Regions from separate parts of the Homo sapiens genome. Here all the other regions are linked to region 1. Evidence: chromatin contacts called from ENCODE Hi-C or POLR2A ChIA-PET data. All regions are on one chromosome and are shown on one strand. Each heading gives the region's core, a stretch centred on a gene start or an enhancer-like site at or near the end of the contact. The rest is flanking DNA. Distances are from core to core; before and after follow the strand shown.

Region 1 (3,118 bases), core at 250-2,749:
TCAGGAAGGGAAGAGACCTGATTTGATGGAGAGAATTCTGGGAGCAGAGAGATTGGCATGAAATCTGTCTCAAAGGCAGCATAAGTCAGAATATATTTGTTCTTTAACCAGGAAAAATATCTGACCAGGGTCCATGTTACAGAACAAAACATGGCAAGAGGCAGGCATGAATGAGGTTCTGAGGAAACAGTGGTGGAGAGACTGGAAACCTGTGATTAAAACAAACAAACAAACAAACAAACACCTCAACTAGAAGATAGATACAAATAGAAGGGAAAAAAGAGAAAGGGAAGAAATTCACAGTTACATAATACTTTACAGTTTAGAAAATGCTATATATATATATTGCATTTGATTCTGTGGAAATCTGCAAAAAGCCTTTTATGTAATTTGGATAAAACTTTAGGAGTATTGTGTAGCTCTGCAGAAAATACAGTAGAGGGGAGAGATGCTGGAGTCTGGAAGACAGGTGGTTCAGTTGTCAAATGACTCAGCCTTGGACCCAGTTTGTGGCCATGGCAATGAATATGAAGCCAAAAAATGAAAGAAAAGGCAATAAGAGATAGGGTGATCCACCGAATATGAGAATGGACACGAGGAGAATAAGAATCTGTTCAAATAATATACACTTAATGAAGAGGAAAGTAGCCCAACTATAGTCAACAAATACAATCTGGGGATTTCTTTTTTCAGGCAAAGAAAATAAAACTTTTTTTTTAATTTATTTTTTTAGTGGGGGTGTAATGCCCGAGGTCAGATTCTTAGCTGTGCAATGAAGGTAATGAATGAGAGAACAAGTTTAAACAGAGGTGACTAGGGAGAGAGAGAGAGAGAGAGAGAGTGTGTGTGTGTGTGTGTGTGTGTGTGTGTGTGTGTGTGTGTGAGAGAGAGAGAGAGAGAGAGAGAGCGAGAGAGAGCCAAATGGGGATTGTAACTAAGTAACTAAGGAGGAAAACTCCCCCACAGGGACCCCAGTCCAGAAGGAAAAGAGTGAAGAGACAAGGTTAGAATGGGCTAGAAGGATGCTCAGAAGAGACCAGCACAGTACAAAGGGGAAGGTGGTCAAGAGGATGAGAGGATTCCTGGTGGGTCTGGTATATTGTGATGTAAGTTTTTGCTTTAGGTGAGAAGTTAGTCAAGTGGTTTTTATATATCTTCCAAGTCTACAATTTTATGATTCTATATAAAACTTTGTGTACACATGCCTATGTATGTAACATGTATTGTGTGTACCTATTCAAATAGTTCCCTCTAAGAAAGATTAAGTGCTTCTTTGACTGCAGATATGAAAACAAGGTACCTAGATAATAAAATGATAGGTGCTTTCATTTTTCAAACAAGAACAAAAACTGACATGTTTGAGGCCAGTTGGCAGGAGAGCAACAATCCTAAAAGAGATCACTATGACTGCAGACAGTATTGTGACTTCCGGCCTAAGTTCCCTTTTATGACTACTTGGAAGGTGGCTGCGTCAATCCCTTGGCTCAAGTTTCATTTCAAAAATCTGCCATGTGTCTAAGGACGTCGCTGTTTCCCTAGACTGAGAGTGAGCTGGCTGTGCTGGCCATGCTGTTAGTACCACCGCACGAGGTACTGTTGAGGACTTGTCTGTGGAAGAAGCATCCCTGGCTTGTGTAGCTTTTGAAAGATGGAGCTTTTGAGTCTTGATTTAAGCTTTTAGTTTCCCAGCTCCCCTGTCCTACCCCAAACTGTTCTGCCCACTGCAGCTCAACAGCCATTCTTTATTCCTTTCAACACAGTGGTATATGTGGCTACTGCCCAGCTCTTTAATTCTATGTATCAGTCTGCCAAGAATATATAGTCAGACTCGGTTTTCATTCACAATTGACTGAAACACACTCACTAGAAGAAAATAGCCCAGTGGTTCCTACTTATGGTCCAACAGTCACTGTCAGTCACCCTTCATCTTGCAGTTGAGCTCTCTGACAAGATGTTCCCCGCAAACTCTGCGTCACAGGGGAGTGGAAATGGCCAGTCATGGTAACATGAGCTTTAGGCTCTGTGTTGTTTTGGCAGTTTGGTTTTGGCAGTGGAAAATAAGGGCTCCTTCCCTGCCAATAACTGTACTAGCAACACATGTGATATCCCAGATTTACTGGTTCACCACCAAGAACAACACTGAATTTTTCATTTCATTTTCAACTATTTTCCAGGAATAGATGTAAAATTAGTAAATGGTGCTTTCTATGTGGAACGTGTCAAGAACATGTTTAGCACATTGGTAAAAGATAATGATCTTTTTGTTCCTTGTGTATTTGTTCATGATTGATTGATTGATTTGATTGTTGTTGCTTTTGAGGCAGAGTCTTGCTCTTGTCACCTAGGCTGGAGTGCAGTGGCGCAATCTCGGCTCACTGCAACCTCCACCTCCCGAGTTCAGGCAGTTCTCATGCCTCAGGCTCCTGAGTAGTTGGGACTACAGACACGCCACCACGCCCAGCTAATTTTTGTATTTTTAGTAGAGACGGGGTTTTGCCATGTTGGCCAGGCTGGTCTCGAACTCCTGACCTCAAGTGATCTGCCTGCCTTGGCCTCCCAAAGTGCTAAGATTACAGGCATGAGCCACCATGCCCGGCCCATGATTGTTTGATATTATGGTGTCAGGCGTCCCAGACAAATTTGTTTACTTGGGTGGATTCATTCAGTATGAATTTCTGAACTTTGAGGAATGTGTGTTCTATATATTTTTTTTCCCATGCGGAGGAGATCTCTTTCTGTCCCTTTCCCATATTCTTGCTTGAAATCTAACATTCACCTGGCTTTGGGAAAAGAACATCTTCTAGCCTTATAATGAGTCTAATGTGACAGAGTGGGTACATCCCAGAGATAATCAGAGAACAGTTAGGGGCTGTTTCCATCCAACCTGATAAGTACCAGGGATTGTACCTGGCCTTATTAAACAGAAGAATTGCAAGGAAGTCTTTTTTTTTTTTTTTTTTTAGACCAAGTCTCACTCTGCTGCCCAATCTGGAGTGCAGTGGCACCATCTCGGCTCACTGCAACCTCCTCCTCTCAGGTTTAAGCGATTCTCCCGCCTCTGCCTCCAGAACGGCTGGGATTATAGGCATGTGCCACAACGCCTGGGTGATTTTTTTTT
Region 2 (3,118 bases), core at 219-2,718, 130 kb before region 1:
CTCAAGCTAAGCAGTTGGCATAAGTAGGGGAACAGAAGGCTCAGAATTGTCCACTGGAAGTACTCGGCTTTTCTTTGGAGAGATCAGGTTTCTTCCATGGGAAAATGATGTCAACACACTTATCTTAGCACTTTGCCTCGAGGGCACCTGTGGGCTTGCGCCTAGAGCAAAGGAAAGGGGTTCCCTAAAACTTCCTTTCTGTTTTGGGAACATGGAGATGTGATAGAATATCCCTGATAAAAGCATCAGTTTATGGTGGAGGTGAGAGTTTATGACCAGGACCAGAAAGTTGCTAGAAAGGTTGCTAAGTGGAGAATTATGGTTGGTTATTTTCAGGAAGCAACTTAATGTTGTGGGAAGAAGCACTGGACTAGGATTTGGGAAATTTGAGGTCTAATCTTGATTTTACCTTAACTAATAAGATGATCTTGATCTTTCTGAGCCATGGTTTCCTAACAGGCAAATAAGGAGACTGGTTAGGAGACTCAAGAGAGCATATAGCAGGTGTGGTAAACCATGCAGCACTTTATAGTGTGAGGACTGTCTGAACCCTGTCACTTGGCGCCTCCATCCGGACACCACGTGTGCCCTCCTGCCCGCTGCGGGGGAGGACATGCCCCTGATGGGTCTGGGCTGCACTGGCCTCTGGGTGACTCATTGGCGTTTTGTAAACCACCTTATCTTTGAAGAAAATGTTTTCCACTACTAGTAAAATTTCTTTCTTTTCTGTCTTTATTTGTTTCTCTTTAAAGTTTTCTTAAACTGAGCTAACTTCAAAGAAGTATCTGGAATTCTCTTCTTCCTCCTTAACCACTTATAGCCCCCTTATCCCCAGTCATCATTGTAGTATATCTAATTGTTGGTGGATATAATGTGGGCCACTTTGGATTTGAGTAGTCAAAATCAGAGCCTGGCTAGTAATTGGGTTTGAAGGAGAGTTGAGCTGAAGTCATCTCATGAAACAAAAATGGCAAAAGACCATCCTATTAACACTGGACTTCCTTTGTCTTCCTTCATAAGATCCCTCAGGCTTTCCTTAGTATTAAGGAGCAGGGGGAGAAGACGGTGGCATATACTGCCCTTTAAATATGGCATTTCTGAACTTAGCTCTCCTTGTACTTTATCAAGTGAGTTGTCTTCCTCTCTCAACTAGATCCAAAGAAACATGGCAGCCTCTGCAGTCCCCGTGAAGTGCTGTGAGTGGGATGCCAGCAATAAAATCATGTCTTTCTATGGATTTTTGGTTGGTGTTCTAAGGCTTGCCGCTTCTCTTCCTAATAAGCCTGCACCGATTTTGTCCCTGAAGATTTGAGGCTGTGAAATATTCTTCCTTCTTCCTGCCTCCTCCAGTCTGGGAAGCTTCACTTATAGCCAGAGGGCTGAGTGAGGTACAGCTACTCCTACAATGAGGCAAGCCTTAGTGTTCTTGGCTTGCTTCACTGTGTTTCTGACACTGCCTTACCTTAACTCTTGAGTAAGCCCCGTTTCCTGGGCAGAATCTCACTTCTCCTTTCTTGCTGGTCATTTGGCTCTTTTTTTTCTGACAAGAGCTGGATCTTGCTTGTTTACCATCTACCCCAGCACCTTATTCTTTTTTCTTGGAAGTGCCAACATATTCCTCTACGTGCTGAACCTGTTCAGTAATTCTTGTTGGATTGTCATTCCTTTGGCAAACTGAAATGAAACACACAAATCTCAAAATAGATGTAACCAGACTCCTCAAACTTAATAAATACCGTATGTGCTTACACTAGGAATCTTGCTTGTCCCGTTTGTTAACGGGTACTTCACCCCACTCTCCTGCCTCCTGCTTCTTCCCTCGGCCCCTGTTTCCTACAAATCGAAGGCTGACAGAGCTTTTCCCCTGTGAATGCTGCTGACTTTACCAGCAGCTCATCCTGTGTAGTTACGCTGCATCTTTTGATGCCGTGCACTCGTTTGGATAGTATATGCTGTTTAAGGAACTGTCTGTGCTTGTATTATTTTGTTTGTGGAGGATGTAAATGATATAGGGTTAATTCTGATTGCCATCTTCATAGTGAGCTCGCTGTGGACTTTATCAGTATGTACACAGCATATGCATGTGTGCACACAATAGGTTTTGCCATGGAGTGCTTCTTTCTTCCGAGAGCAGGCCTGGTCAACTGTTGATGCAAGCAACAACATTTGTTTATTGAGTTCTTAATCTGCCAGGCACTGTGCTAAGCTATGTGTGTTTTAGCTCATTTAATTGTCAAAATAACTTGGTTAGGTAGGTACTGTTGTCATCATCACCCCATTTTAGGAGGACCTGAAGCATGGAGTTGTTAAGCTACTTGCAAGTGATCAGAAGATCTGGATTTTCAAGCTGGGCAGTTGGCCTCCAGAGCTCAGGCTCTTACCCATTTCTAAATCACTGCTCCTAAGTTGCTAAGGCAAATGATTGAACCAGGAATTGGTTTAGCCCCTGAATGACAAAGCATAGAGTAGTCATGGCTTCAGTGTAGCACTGATACCTTTATTTGAGGGATTCTGAAGAATTCTGACTTTATTACAGCCCTTGAGGCCTTTGATTAAGAAACTAATTCCCCTGATACATAATGAGATTTCTCTCTTGTTTCCTCAAAAGTGAGTGTGTATAGATCTAGGGCTGTGCCGTCCGATACAGGAACCACCAGCCTTTGAGGTTGTGGAGCACTTGAAATGTGGCTAGTGTAACCTAGGAGCAAACAGTTTAAGTTTATTTCAGTTCAATTAATTTACATTTAAAAACACTTCAGTTACTGGAAAACTTTTTCTGTATTTGGAACAACTTGGGTATGTGAACCTGTTTTTTTTTCATTTGTATATTTTATGAAATCTAAACATAAGTGTATCTGCTGAAAATTTAGCATGTGAATTACAATGTGCTGTAAGTAAAAATACACAAGATTTCAAAAGCTTATTTTGCATTTTTTCCCCTACTTCATTAATAATTTTATGTTGGTTACATATTGAAATGATATACCTTATTTAAGCCAGTATATCCAAAACATTATTGAAATCAGTTTCTTCTTTTTACTTTTTAATGTAGCTACTAGAAAATTTAATTCCATATGTGCTTCTCATTTTAATTCTTTTAGACAATGCTGTTTTAGAG
Region 3 (3,118 bases), core at 453-2,952, 100 kb after region 1:
AAATTGGGTCCAGAACTCCTGACCTAAAACTGTAAAAATTTCCTAAGAATTCAATTATCGCTGGGTGTGGTGGGCCATGCCTGTAATCCTAGCACTTTGGGAGACCGAGGTGGGTGGATCACGAGGTCAGGAGTTCGAGACCAGCCTGGCCAATATGGTGAAACCCTGTCTCTACTAAAAATACAAAAATTAGCCAGGCATGTGCCTGTAGTCCCAGCTACTTGGGAGGCTGAGGTAGGAGAATCGCTTGAACCTGGGAGGCGGAGGCTGCAGTGAGCCGAGATTGCACCACTTACTCCAGCCTGGGTGACAGAGTGAGACTCCGTCTCAAAAAAACAACAACAAAAACAGAATTCAATTATCAATCCTATCCCAATTTCCTATTGCAGAAAAAAGAAAAAGGAGGTTATATAAAGTCCAAGAGATCCTGCTTTTACTCCTCATAATAGGGCTGCTACTGTCCAAATGAGGTCTAACACATACCACCATACAGAGTATACGTACCTGCTGCTACATCCATACTATTTACTCCTGGCTGTAAGAAGAAAAATGAAATTAGTATTATTCATCTTTTTAAAAGTGTATTTTATATAAGTTCCTCATAAAGCACAGTGAAATCAGTACCTGCTATGTATAATCCTCAAGCCTCTGACTCATATTCTTAGCAAAACTTTTAGTGGTCTCAGTTCCCCGAGCTTGCTATAAATTGTAAAAGAGATCAGCAACCGAGACTACGGGAGTAGTTTAAATGTTATATGGTCACCAAGTGTACACAAGGTCCTCAATCCTTTACCCACAATTCTGGAAACCAAAACCCTCTGAAAGCCAACTTTTTTCAAGTATGGTACCAAAACTCACTATAGTGGCAAAACCTGCCCTACATGAACATGAAACTCCACATCTTCATTTATCCCACTTCAGAGTGAATATCCGTTTAGTTTAGCTGCAAAAATATTAACATTATTAAGTTAGACAGCATTGCCCTGGACCCCACAGGAAATGTTTACATATTATATGCAATGTGTTACTTTCCAGTATTATAAAGAATTTTTGAAATATATCTGGTCTTAGGGTTTTGGGAAAGACACTGCAAACTTACCACCCCAAGGAGTATGCCACATCTGTTTATTACAACCACAACCACATAAAGAATAAAGAAGTTAAACTAACTTGAATTTCATAGTAATTTATATTGCTATACTACCCGACAGAGGTGGTAAGGCTGTTCAATAGATTTTCTAATTAATTTGCCACAGCTGAAGTCTCAGAACGTGGATTTCCAATTAAATATTGATTCCTAAATCTAGTATTAAATCACATTATACCAATTTTTAATTAGCGTTCAGTGAAGTAAATGTTTACCCTTTAAAACTTAAATGTTATCAGACCAATAAAATGCTTCTGGCTCACAATGTATACTTTTCAGTATTCTGGTCTTAATACAGAATTAACCTAGTAATTAAGGATGTACATATAATATCAATATAGGAAAAAATGTAAACGTCTATCATTGTAGTTATAGAAACTAAATCCAGGACAAGCACAGTGGCTCATGCCTGTCATCCCTGTGGGAGGCCGAGGCAGGAGGATCATTTGAGCTCAGGAGTTTGACACCAGCTTAGGCAACACAGGGAGACCTCATCTCTACAAAAAAAATTTAAAAATTAGCTCGGCGTGGTGGCACGTGCCTGTGGTCTCAGCTACTCAGAAGGCTGAGGTCGGAGGATTACTTGAGCCCACGAGGTTGAGGCTGTAGTGAGCTGTTATCATGACACTCACTGCATTCCAGACTGGGTGACAGAGCAAGACTCTGTCTCAAAAAAACAAAGAAAAGAAAAGAAACTGAAACTGAAAGTCCACGGTAATTCTTGTATTTTATTACAGTACTACAGAGGCACTTCAACAGCTAACATGATTGCCTATAAAATACATAGATATTATTCCATATATATAAAAGCAATCAATCAAAACATTACTTCACAGAAAATAGTTATTTTCACATGATTACCGGTAAGGCAGGCTGCATGGAAGCCTGAGACATATGAGACATCATCATTCCAGGCATTACTGACGACATCATTCCAGGCATCTAAAATAAAAGTAAAAAAAGGTTACCATAAGACCAAAGCACTTAATATGACTTTAAGAATCCCATAACTTAAGATTTAAAACCACTAAACACTACACCATGTGAATAGTATGCTTAGTAAGTGCTTGTTGAATGAATGAAGTACTTTATCGATAATCTATTTTAATACTTATGTCACAGTTTATATATATGGTCAAAATTATTTTAACAAGTAAATTTAAAAGTTTGGACTATTATGTTATTTCTAGCCTGAATTTAAAAAAACATTAATCTCCTTTTAGTTATAACACAACATTCATATTTTTCTCACTTCTTTGGAGCAAGAGAATTTAAGATAAAATTTTTTCTGTATTTTTCACCTTTGATTTTTAATATATGCACTGAATAAATTTTACAATGTGGCACATTTCAAAATCCTAGATCAAAGGTGCTTAATATCCAAACAATGACTTAAAAAATAATCTAAAAAAACCCTTTTTAAGTCACACGTCATTTATCCCCTCTCATGTACAGAAAACTTAAGGCACATACATAAATATCTGAAGGTATTAGTTTGGGAGCTCAATCTAGTTTACCAATAACTACCATTCAAATCTATGAATTAATTCTACTAAGTTTGAATATAAATCCTGAAAATTAACACAAGTTTCTCAAGAATTTGACCCAATGTTCATCTATATTAGTATAATCCCACGTTCCAATTTTGATTTTAATGACCATTAAAAAGATCTAAGGAAATTCAGAAGGGGACAAAAATTACATACAATAATCACAGGTATTGGAACAAGGTAACCAGTTATTAAACAATTTCAAAGTAAATGAACATTTTGAGAAATAGAAACAACAGAAAAGAATAAGCATATGGCCAGCAGGAACATATAGATTGAAGCCTTTTAAAGGTATGTAAGAACATTCATACACTGAATTGTATTCCTTGTGAAAGTAACCCATGAAGCTAAACGAGGCTAAAGTACCTATTAAAATAAAGTAGCATTGAGTTAATGGGTTAAAAACAACCAATAAACTGTC

The links. A loop is a pair of places that touch in the nucleus more often than their neighbours do. ChIA-PET counts read pairs that join two places held with the same protein, here RNA polymerase II (POLR2A). Pooled maps may share reads with other maps.
Region 2: a pooled map shows a loop between it and region 1 (2.7-fold over the local background). The contact joins two enhancer-like sites. A Hi-C loop is called at or near these places in 2 of 50 pooled maps. POLR2A ChIA-PET finds 5 or more read pairs at or near these places in 6 of 52 experiments (H1, MCF 10A, OCI-LY7 and 3 more).
Region 3: a loop to region 1 is called in a pooled map, with 2.6 times the contacts of the local background. The contact joins two enhancer-like sites. A Hi-C loop is called at or near these places in 2 of 50 pooled maps. POLR2A ChIA-PET finds 5 or more read pairs at or near these places in 2 of 52 experiments (CD4-positive, alpha-beta T cell and activated naive CD4-positive, alpha-beta T cell).

Annotation. Positions count from the first base shown.
Region 1 is chr2:152,593,021-152,596,138 of GRCh38, forward strand. The region is part of intron 9 of FMNL2 (formin like 2); the gene reads left to right. Among named protein-coding and RNA genes, the nearest start is that of PRPF40A, 120 kb to the right of the region's middle. Within about 2 kb of position 1,500, at least 8 of the 41 ENCODE cell types and tissues checked have a DNase peak (open chromatin) inside an H3K27ac peak, as active enhancers do.
Region 2 is chr2:152,465,648-152,468,765 of GRCh38, forward strand. The region is part of intron 1 of FMNL2 (formin like 2); the gene reads left to right. Among named protein-coding and RNA genes, the nearest start is that of FMNL2, 130 kb to the left of the region's middle. Within about 2 kb of position 1,469, at least 15 of the 41 ENCODE cell types and tissues checked have a DNase peak (open chromatin) inside an H3K27ac peak, as active enhancers do.
Region 3 is chr2:152,692,534-152,695,651 of GRCh38, forward strand. PRPF40A (pre-mRNA processing factor 40A) reads right to left here. Exons shown (of 26, transcript NM_001365597.4): 3 at 2,009-2,089; 4 at 505-535. Among named protein-coding and RNA genes, the nearest start is that of PRPF40A, 23 kb to the right of the region's middle. RefSeq lists an enhancer at 1,826-1,875. Within about 2 kb of position 1,703, at least 5 of the 41 ENCODE cell types and tissues checked have a DNase peak (open chromatin) inside an H3K27ac peak, as active enhancers do.